Linked DNA regions of Homo sapiens: region 1 is linked to region 2. A link is a loop called in an ENCODE intact Hi-C map of the cell type or tissue named here. Cell type or tissue: MCF 10A. All regions are shown on one strand. Each heading gives the region's core, and the rest is flanking DNA. Links, peaks and the distances in the headings are about the cores only. Region 1 has its middle 49 kb from the start of ARL6IP6. Region 2 has its middle 210 kb from the start of ARL6IP6.

Region 1 (5,383 bases), core at 102-5,101, 160 kb after region 2:
GACTGTTACTGTGTCTATGTAGAAAGGGAAGACATAAGAAATTCCATTTTGACCTGTACCCTGAACAATTGCTTTGCCCTGAGATGCTGTTAATCTATAACTTTGCCCCAGCCTTGAGCTCAGGAACATGTGTTGTATGGAATCAAGGTTTAAGGGATCTAGGGCTGTGCAAGAAGTGCCTTGTTAACAAAATGTTTACAAGCAATATGCTTGGTAAAACTCATAGCCATTCTCTAGTCTCGATAAACCAGGGGCACAATGCACTGTGGAAAGCCGCAGGGACCTCTGTCCTGGAAAGCCGGGTATTGTCCAAGGTTTTTCCCCATGTGATAGTCTGAAATATGGCCTCGTGGGATGAGAAAGACCTGATCGTCCCCCAGCCTGACACCCGTGAAGGGTCTGTGCTGAGGAGGATTAGTAAAAGAGGAAGGCCTCTTGCAGTTGAGGTAGAGGAAGGCCACTGTCTCCTGCCTGCCCCTGTGAACTGAATGTCTCAGTATAAAACCCAATTGTACATTTGTTCAATTCTGAGATAGAAGAAAAACCGCCATGTGGCAGGAGGCGAGACATGTTGGCAGCAATGTTGCTTTGTTATTCTTTACTCCACTGAGATGTCTGGGCGGAGAGAAACATAAATCTGGCCTACATGCACATTGAGGCGTACTACCTCCCTTTGAACTTATTTGTGACACAGATTCCTTTGCTCACATGTTTTCTTGCTGACCTTCTCCCCAACTATCACCCTGCTCTCCTGCCGCATTCCTCTTGCTGAGATAGTGAAAATAGTAATTAATAAATACTGGGGTAACTCAGAGACCAGTGCCGGTGCAGGTCCTCTGTATGCTGAGGGCTGGTCCCCTGGGCCCACTTTTCTTTCTCTGTACTTTGTCTCTGTGTCTTATTTCTTTTCTCAGTCTCTCGTCCCACCCGACAAGAAATACCCACAGGTGTGGAGGGGCTGGCCCCCTTCACAGCCTAGGTATTATGCACATAAAAAGGAGTCTAAAAGACTTTAAAAAGATGAGTCATTATAAAATAATAAGAGTAGATAGCATATTATACTTTTTAAAATTAGTATTATAAGAAATGAGTCCAGATGGCAGAAATTGTGGTGGAACAAAGGTTTTTTTAATGGGGCTTTGTGGATAGGTAGTGGTGGAGAGTTGAGATACGATGAATGTTTGGTTCTTGGTTTTAAACATGGAAATCTAACTTTGGCTAGCTTTAGAAGAAAATAATTTTGTTATAACATTAGGGAGTTGCTCACAGAATTGAAGGAAAGGCCAGAGAACCAGGATCATAAAATGACAAGACACCAAGGAAAGGCTGGTAGCAGAGATTACAGCTAAGGTTTTGCTTTAAAATAGTTTGATTAGGATTCAATTAGTGGCCCAACTGCTGCTAAAGACAGCTAGAAGCCATTGTCACTACCACTGAATGGTACAACTGTGACTGAATTCTCAACTTTTTGTCAGTTACTGTGTCATTCATTCACAATTCAAAGACTTGGGCAGGAGCATAAAATTGGTGGCACCAAGGTTATATTCACTAGCAATCAGGTTGGGAGAAAGTAAATATCCAATATTTAGCCTTCTCTAATGCATCCTGAAGACTTGTCTCCCACACTCATATAACAAGGAATTCTCGCAAAATATAACTGAGTTTTGGGGTTGAGCAGTCAAAAAATGACAAAATATCCAATAGACTCCACTTGTTTGCCTGTCCAATATTTATCCCCACCTAAATCTCATCTTGAATTGTAGTTCCCATAATCCCCATGTGTCATGGGAAGGACCAAGTGAGGGGTAATTGAATCATGAGAGTGGTTTCCCCCATGCTGTTCTTGTGATAGTGAGTTTTCATGAGATCTGATGGTTTTATAAGGGGCTTTCCCCTACTTTTGCTCTGCACTTCTTCTTGCTGCTGCCATATGAAGAATGTATTTGCGCTTCCCCTTCCACCATGATTGTAAGTTTCCTGAGGCCTTGCCAGCCCTGCAGAACTATGAGTCACTTAAACCTCTTTCCTTTATAAATTACCCAGTCTCAGATATTTCTTCATCGTAGTGTGAGAATGGACTAATACCAATATACACAAACTTGCAGGCCGGGTGCAGTGACTCATGCCTGTAATCCTAGCATTTTGGGAAGCTGAGGCGGGCAGATCACTTGAGGTCAGGAGTTCGAGACCAGCCTGGCCAACATGGTGAAACCCCGTCCCTACTAAAAATACAAAAATTAGCCAGGCATGGTGGCACACACTTGTAATCCCAGCTACTTGGGAGGCTGAGGTGAAAGTATTGCTTGAACCTGGGAGGTGGAGGTTGCAGTGAGCCAAGATCAGGCCGCTGCACTCCAGCCTGGGTGACAGTCAGACCCCTTCTAAAATACACACACACACACACACACACACACACACACACACACACAAACTCACTACTTCCCATGAGAACTCTTCCTCCAAAAAACTATTCCACCTCATACTATACAACAAGTTGTTGTTCATTTGACCCCTTCCTTACAGGAAGACAATCAAGAGCCTCATAGGTTACTATTGTATTCAGTGCCATATCCAGGATCTCAGGAATTCTCCACTGCCCCCCTGTTCTATAGTAATTTCATCACAATATTCTGTAACCTATACCCTACATAAAGTTATAAAGTTAGCCAAATGTTTAAAATCCTACATAAAATAATGGAAGAAATGAAGAAAAAAAGCAGGAACACACATGCCATACAAAGGAAATGAGTAGAGGTTATGGCTCTTCATTTTTGAAATTGATAAGGCTCTAGTCTAGTATTTGACTTATTCTGTTCAATATCTATTCCATGTTCCCTTGGCTTTCAGCCAAAACTCTAACAAATATAGGGATTTTTTAATCAAGTAGGCTAACCAAAACTTCATTCCTGAGGGATTTGAGCCTCTGCCAATGTAGGTGTTGTAATATTTCTCTAACTAAACATGAGAGTCTAACATGGAAGCAGCTCGGACCTTTGTCCATATTCCTTCTGGCTTCCACTGTATTGCAGTAACTGGATTTCCCATTGGTAGATGGATTATTAATCACTGCAATCAGTACCAGAATAGCCATTTTGCCTATTGTCTAGTAATATAAGGAACTTTAAATGGCCAAATGTAGTCTCAGCTTCAATTCATTAACAGCACTGTGTGTAACCTTACAGAAGTATTTTTCCTTTGAGAACAAAAATAGGCTGCCTATGGAGATGGGAAGAAAATTTTTTATGGGTTATGTTTTTTGGTTTTGTGAGTAGAATTCTTTGGCTAGAGGCTACATTACATGGGGAACTTTAATAATATACAAGGCCATAGTAGTTGAAAACTTTGGCAGACCTTGCGACGCAAACGTCTGTAGGGTACTGGCAGAGAGAAGTCTTGTTTAGCTAATAACTCTTTAGAGAAACAGCTCTTTCTACTGGGGCATTTTCGAGAATGAACACCACATCTTAGAACTCCAGGTAACCCTATGACCTCAGCTTTCCATTCTGGACCAGATATTATCCGATTCACTTTGTCATCAACATAGATGAGGGTTTTTCAACCTTGGCACTATTGATATTTTGGACTGAATTATTCTCTCTCCTGGGGAACTGTCCTCTCTGCTGGGAACTGTAGAATCTTTGGCAATCTGGCCTGTTGACTAGTTGCCAGTAGCAGCCCCCGATTGTAACAATCAAAAACATCTCAAAACATTGCTAAGTAATTAGCTAAATTTCTATGTTTTGCCCCTGGAAGGCAAAATTGCCCTTGCTTAAGAACCACTGACATAGATGCATCCTTTCATTTTCCTCAAGTCCTGAGTAAGTTGTATGATCAGATTCCCATCCTGCTTCCTACTGTCATGCAGCCTCTCTTCATTCAGTCCGCAGCCTGGCCTCACGAGGGTTTGGTATAGATAATTGACTGATGTTGAAACTCAAGCCCAATTTATAGATGATTCTGTGTAATATGTTACTACCAGCCAAAAATGAGGTGGTGGGGGGCATAAACCCCCATTCATAGGTGGTAGCAATGTGCAGTGAAAAAGAAATTTTTCCTAGGGAGTTCAATATAAATTTCAAGCAGTTCATACTGTTGTCTCCTTGGCTAGAAGAAGTATGGTATGAAATAAGGATTATGTATATTCAAGGAGAGTGAACTAGTAGTTTGGCTGGATTGCCAGGGACTTGACAAAGGACTGGTGCCAACTTAAGAAAGGTGGGGAAGAGATATATAGATGGAGCTCTTTAAATGGACCCAGAATTGAGAATATTTCTGAGCTATGTGAATGCTCACAACAAAGCCTTCATTGCGAAAGAGGCTCTAAATAATCAGGTGGACAGCATAACCTATACTGTAGATGGTAGTCTCTGTCAAGCCAATGCTTAATGGGAGCATAAAATGCTAGGATGGTGGGGTAGTCAGATGGACCCACACTTTCAGAGGCTTTCCTGGCTGCTGCTGCCTTTCTATCTCTGCTGCCCCACTCCCACCCCACCAACTTCTCTCCCTCTCTCTCTTTATGGCATCATATCTTGGGGGATGAGCCAGCTACCTGATAGCCAATTAATTGCATTAGATGAGGTAGCACTTAGCAGTTTTGTCCCCACTGGTAGATACATTATGGTCTTAGATTTGCTTTCCTTGCCTCTGGCAGCCCTACTATTTACTGCATAATTTATACATTATCATGGATTCCCACCACATTGCTCTGGTCAAGGAACTTACTACCCTGAGGAGGTAAGACAACGTGCTCAATTGCTCAATTCTTTTTTCTTTTTCTTTTTTTTTTTTTGAGACAGAATCTGTCTGGAGTGCAGTAGTGTGATCTCGGCTCACTGCCCTCTGCCTCCTGGGTTCAGGTGATTCTGTCTCAGCCTTCCTAGTAGCTGGGGTTACAGGCATGTACCACCACAACTGGTTTTTGTATCTTTAGTAGTGACAGACTTTCACCATGTTGCCCAGGCTGCTGTTGAACTCTTGGCCTCAAGTGATCTGCCTACCTCAGCCTCCCAAAGTGCTGGGATTACAGGTGTGAGCCACCACACTTGGCCACACTCAATTCTTATTTTGTTGACTTCTCTCTTATAATGCACCTTCAACACTGAAATAATCTATTCAAGAGTTAGTTATTAAGCTAGCTGACAGTTAACACTAAAATGGCATCTTTCTGGATGCAATGTATGTTTTTATCCAAGAACTGATTTTTGCTGGTTTCTCCCATGCCCATATTACATGGGTTCAAGAACCAAGACACTGCCGGATGTTTCTATTACACCCAGTGACCCAATAATAAAGTTTTTGCTTTCTGTTCTTCTGAGTCTGAACTCTGTTTTAAAGGTTTTAGTACTTAAGGAAGTTCAAAAAGAAAACTGGTTCAGAAGAA
Region 2 (5,383 bases), core at 333-5,332:
CTCAGTATCTCTTCGCAAGTTCTCTCTCAGAACACTGGAATTCACTGGCTGGTACTGGGCAAGGAAGCTCTGCCACGTAAGTGCCTTCAGACAAACTGGCAAGGCTTTAGAATTGCTCTGAGAAAGACTGTCTTTCAGTTCTTTTGTTAACTGTTTTTGTAATTACTATTAATTGTAATGAATAGTAACTACCATTAATTGTAATTATTAGTAACTTCCAGTGCTTTATAGTTTATGAACTCCTTGTACCCATCTAACCCACAGAAAATGATGTGCCGTCAAGCTTCAGTGAAAATGACTTTTCTTTTAAGGATGACATTGATTCATAGAGACAACTTTAAAAAGTGAGGCATCTGATTATCTGGTCCATCTAATCTTCCTTCTGTGTTGACTCTCTTTCCACACTTGGATTAGTTTTTAATTAAATAAAAAGTTAAATTGTATAAAGACAAAAACCCCATTAGCAAATGTAAATGTTTAGTGAGATGTGTACTCTTTCTTCACTCGCTGCTTGATCTATGAGTCCAGAGTATACGGTCATCAACTACATCAGAAAGACCAGTAGGGCTGCTTTTCAGTATCAACTTTTGGTATTCAAATCACATAAAACCCAGCATTTGCTTTCCCTAATTTACTTGGTTTCCATGACTTGCTACTGAAATCATATGAAGCCTAGAGTTTGCTTTTCCTAATTTACTTCAAATTATATACTTTAGGCTATTAACCCAATTGAACATTACACAGCAATTCAAAAACAAATAAAGCAATAAACAACAATATATAATAGACAAATTCTAGCAATTAAGTTAAAAAGTAAAAATATTACATACCATATATATCCTTTTCATAAAACTAAAACAACTATAATTAAAATATATAATTTTTAGGGTTAGGCATGCCTATAAATATAATAAAAACTACATAAAAGGGACAAATAGGGAGTGATAAACATAGGATCAAGGCCACCAATTAGCATTTGTGGGAAGAGGCTGGAAAATGGAATAGGGAGTAAAGGCTATACGGTTAAATAAAGGTCATTTACAAGGAACTGCCTTTAGACCTGGTTTTAGGTTAGCAAATTCATGAGTGCTTCTTACATTATTAAAAATAATTATACAGACCAGGTGCAGTGGCTTATGGCCATAATCCCAGCACATTGGGAGGCCAAGGGAGGAGGATCACTTGAGCCCAGGAGTTCGAGACCAGCTTGGGCAACACAGTGAGATTCTATCTCTATTGCATAAAAATAAATCAATAATAAAATTTTTTAAAAATGTTTAAAAAATAAAAGATAATTATATCAATCTGTGTATCAGCTAGGATCTATGCAAGAATACAGAAACCATACTAATTATTTTAACAGAGATAACATACGGAATGGGTTAAATAAGTCTTTGAGGAATTCAAAAGCAAAAAAAGGAACATGAAGGTAGCATATATATGGTAACAAGAATCAGCTACCACTCTTAGGGCTAGAAAAATGAAAAAGGCCAGGATTATCAGAAACTGGAAACTCAGACAAGGCACCTCATGGAGTCTGAGAGGGGCAGCCTGCCCATCTTGCGCTGGTGCCTCTGGCAGGGAACAATAAAACTAGTCCTGAACGTGCCAGAAGAAGCTGGAAACTGGAACCAACTGACACTGTCAGGGTGAGAAGCCATGGATGAAGCAATGCTGACAGGAACAGCAAGCAGAACAGGGAAAAGCCAAGAGCCCCTCCCTTTGCCCTATTCCTGCCTTCTGGTCTCTCTGTGTGTGCTGCCCCCTACTGGCGAAACATAACAGGAGCAGCTGGCTAAGGAGGCACGTGAGGAGCAAAATCCCAGCTCCAGACACACGGGATTAGGGAAGGGTGGGTTAGGCACTGAGAAACAATAGCTTATTAACTGCCACAAGCAGGTAGGCGAGGTGATGCCGTCCAACAATTCAAAATCTCAAACACAACATAAGTGCATTTTCTGACCATACTACATGTCCAGTGCAGATCAGCCGGAGGACTCTGTTCATCATAGCCACTCAAGGACCCAGGTTGGAAAATGTTTCCATGATCACCATAGCAGGGGGAAGGGTGTATGGCGGATCATGCACTTGCTTCAGTGCTTCTGCTCAGAAATGATACACATCACTTCTGCTTACATTTTGTCAGCCCAAGCAAGTCACATGACCATACCAAATTTCAGAGTGTATAGGGAAATGCAGTCGAGCCACATGCCCAGAGGGCCAAGGGCCAGAAATATTTGATGAATAGTCACACTAAGAAAACAAATAAAAATGGTCCATGCATGAACTAATATCGAGAATGTATCATAAACAAAGAACTATAATCCAATTCTGGGAACCTAAATATATATATATATTTATATATATATATTTATATATATATATTTATATATATATATTTTTATATATATATTTATATATATTTATATATATTTATATATATTTATATATTTATATATATATTTATATATATTTATATATATATTTATATATATTTATATATATATTTATATATATATACACACACACACTCATAGACATATACATACTGTATATATATCTATCCTCTTTAACATTTTGGCATGCTAAACATAAGTGTGCCATAGGAGCCACAGCGAGACACACCCAGTCTCCAAGAGAGGTTAATGAACCAGATTGCAGGTCTGCAACATTACCTTTAAAAATCTTGTTCCCCAAACTGAAGCACTAAAAGAAGAACATGTTGATAACTTGAAAGATGCTTTTAGCACCTGAAAGAGAACAATATGACAACGCAAGGAGGATGATCCTAAACATGGAAAATCTGAGCCCCAGTATTGGCCCCCTTGACAGGGCTGCAGTGAACAAGGCTGACTCAGGCCAGTGATTCAAACAGGTTTAGTTTCAAGAGCCAATTTCTAATGTTTGGCAGTGGTTGCCAGGTGGTGTGCCAGCCAGCCTCCTTACACAACACTCCGACCTCATTTCCTGCAACTGTGGCCAGGAGTTGCTTCTTGAACCTCTGGGAAGCCACACCTTTCCAATTGGTTATAGCTAGTAATCATGTTTCACATTTACGTTTAACAAGGCAAGAGTCACACATTTGAATCTCCAAATCTCTCCCCTATCTGACTAATTTTTTAAGGCATACATTTGCATTTTTCTTCTCTAAACACTTTGCAGTTTGGCCTGTATCCTTGAAGCCGTCAGGTATAAAGAATGGAAGACAGCACATACCTGCCAATTTCATACTTCCTAAAAATAGGTGTCTTGGAAGAGACAGAAAAATATAGAAAGGCTTTCATTTTCCTATCATGGGAGCTACCGTTTCACCCCCTCCTACTTTTTAGCCATCATCTAAATAATAAGACAATCTGGCTGAGCCAAGGTGTAAGCACACTTCAGGCAGGTGTGCTTATTAGCACAGGACCTGCCAATGAGCAACCAGGCACTCATGGTGTGCTAAACCATCTTGAAGTGGCCCTCTCACAAGTTCAAAGTGTTAAACCCCCCAATTTCTGTCCTGAACCAATATGTAAACTTAAAAGAGAGGGACAGAGAGAGAGAGAGGACTTGATGCATGAGGGGAGGGATGTTAATGACCAGAGGCACCCTGGTATTTCCTGGCATCAACCCCAAATGTAATAAGGCCAGACCGCCTTAGTTCTTAGGTTTATTTTAGGATGCCCATTTTATAGACATTAATCCCTTGGCATTAGCTCTTCAACTAATCATCTTCCCAATACACCACCAGGAGCTGTGACTTAGGTGCTATGTTTGGCAGGGAACTGCAAGCAGCAGAAACTTAGTTCAAACTCGTTATGAAGAAAAGGTCCATGTGGACTTACAAATCTGAAGCGCATCTGGCACAGCTGGGTCCAAAAGTCCAACACTGTAGTCAGGAATCTGGCTCTTCACCTCTCAGGTCTGCTCTCCTCTGCTTGGCTTCCTTTTCAGGCAGTTTCTTCCAGTGTGGTGGCAAAATTAGCTACTAGCAGCTCCAGCTCCATTCTGCCCAGTTAGGAGTCCCAGCAGAAGAGAGCATACCTATTTCTCACCTTCATCAAAAGTACAAAGCAATAAGTTTCTCATGGCCAAATCCTGTGCCATATGAGAATCCTGGGAGCCAAGGTCAGGGTCAGCCTCACCCCCATGACTTGGACTTAGAGTGATGACAGGGTAGCTGCACAAAGAAAACCCAGGGAATGGGCCAGGCACGGTGGCTCATGCCTGTAATCCCAGCACTTTGGGAGGTTGAGGAGGGAGTATTTCTTGAGCCCAAGAGTTCGAGACCAGCCTGAGCAACATACTGAGACCCTATCTCCACTAAAAAAAAAAAAAAAAAAAAAAAAAAAAAATTGCCAGGTATGATGGCATGCACCTGGAATTCCAGCTACTCCGGAGGCTGAGGTGGGAGGATCGCTTGAGCCCAAGAGGCAGATGCTGCAGCGAGCCATGATCACACCACGGCACTCCAGCCTGGGTGACAGAAAAAGACCCTGTAGAGAGGAAGGAAAGAGAGGAATGGAAAGGAATGGAATGGGAAGGGAAGGGAAGGGAAGGGAAGGGAAGGGAAGGGAAGGGAAGGGAAGGGAAGGGAGAGAGAAAGTGAGGCAGGGAAGGAAGGAAGGAAAGAAGGAAGGAAGGAGAGAAAAGAAAAGATGGACAGAAGGAAGGAAAGGAAGGGAAGGGGAAAGGAAGGGGAAGGGAAAGGAAGGGAAGGGAAGGGAAGGGAGAGAGAAAGGGAGGGAGGGAGGAAGGGAGAGAGGGAACGAAGGAAGGAAGGAAGGAGAGAGAAAAGAAAAGATGGAAAGATGGACAGAAGGAAGGAAGGGAAGGGAAACAAAGGGAAGGGGAAGGGAAGGGGAAAGGAAGGGGAAGGGAAAGAAGAAGAGAAGGGGCAGGGGCAGGGAGGGGAAGGGGAAGGGGAAGGGAAGGTAAATATAAGCAAAAAAATTCAATATATGCCTAGTTCTTGGATGGCTGATTTAAGGATGTAGCCGACAGAGTTCTCAGGCACTGTCTAGTCAATCCCTAAGGCCCATTCAATAACACAAAAAATGTAGCAAAAAATAAATTGAAGATGAGGTAAAGAAAAAAATAACTGTAGTCTACTTTATTTTTAATATCATGGAAAGAAGAAAGGGATGGAGGGAGGATGGAATTAGAGGAGAGATGGAGGAAAGGAGCGACACATGGAGGGAAGGAGGAAGGAAGGAACCCAAGCACCATCTTTAGATCTAAATAAAATAGACTCTAAGCTCCATGCCTCAAATTGTAAAAATCCCAATACCTGTTCTAAGATTTCTATGAATTTCTGGGATGTTTCTGTTTTCATGGCGAAGTCGCTGAGTGGCCTGTGCTTCTTTTGCACACCATGACTTCTACCCGCAGCATCTCTCTA

Evidence for each region. Hi-C counts contacts between places; a loop is a spot of excess contacts. Peaks named below come from ENCODE experiments on the same cell type or tissue, not always from the same donor. Only the 100,000 strongest peaks of a DNase experiment are listed, where the experiment ranks them.
Region 1: a loop joins it to region 2, with 3 times the contacts of the local background. A loop is called at or near these places in 2 of 110 quality-filtered maps.

What each region holds. Positions count from the first base shown.
Region 1 is chr2:152,764,666-152,770,048 of GRCh38, reverse strand. No RefSeq gene overlaps it. Among named protein-coding and RNA genes, the nearest start is that of ARL6IP6, 49 kb to the right of the region's middle. In MCF 10A, for the core only: no CTCF peak of the experiment used is centred there; a DNase peak (open chromatin) is centred at 2,048.
Region 2 is chr2:152,922,437-152,927,819 of GRCh38, reverse strand. No RefSeq gene overlaps it. Among named protein-coding and RNA genes, the nearest start is that of ARL6IP6, 210 kb to the right of the region's middle. In MCF 10A, for the core only: a CTCF peak has its summit at 1,775 (motif pointing left); DNase peaks (open chromatin) are centred at 1,729 and 2,929.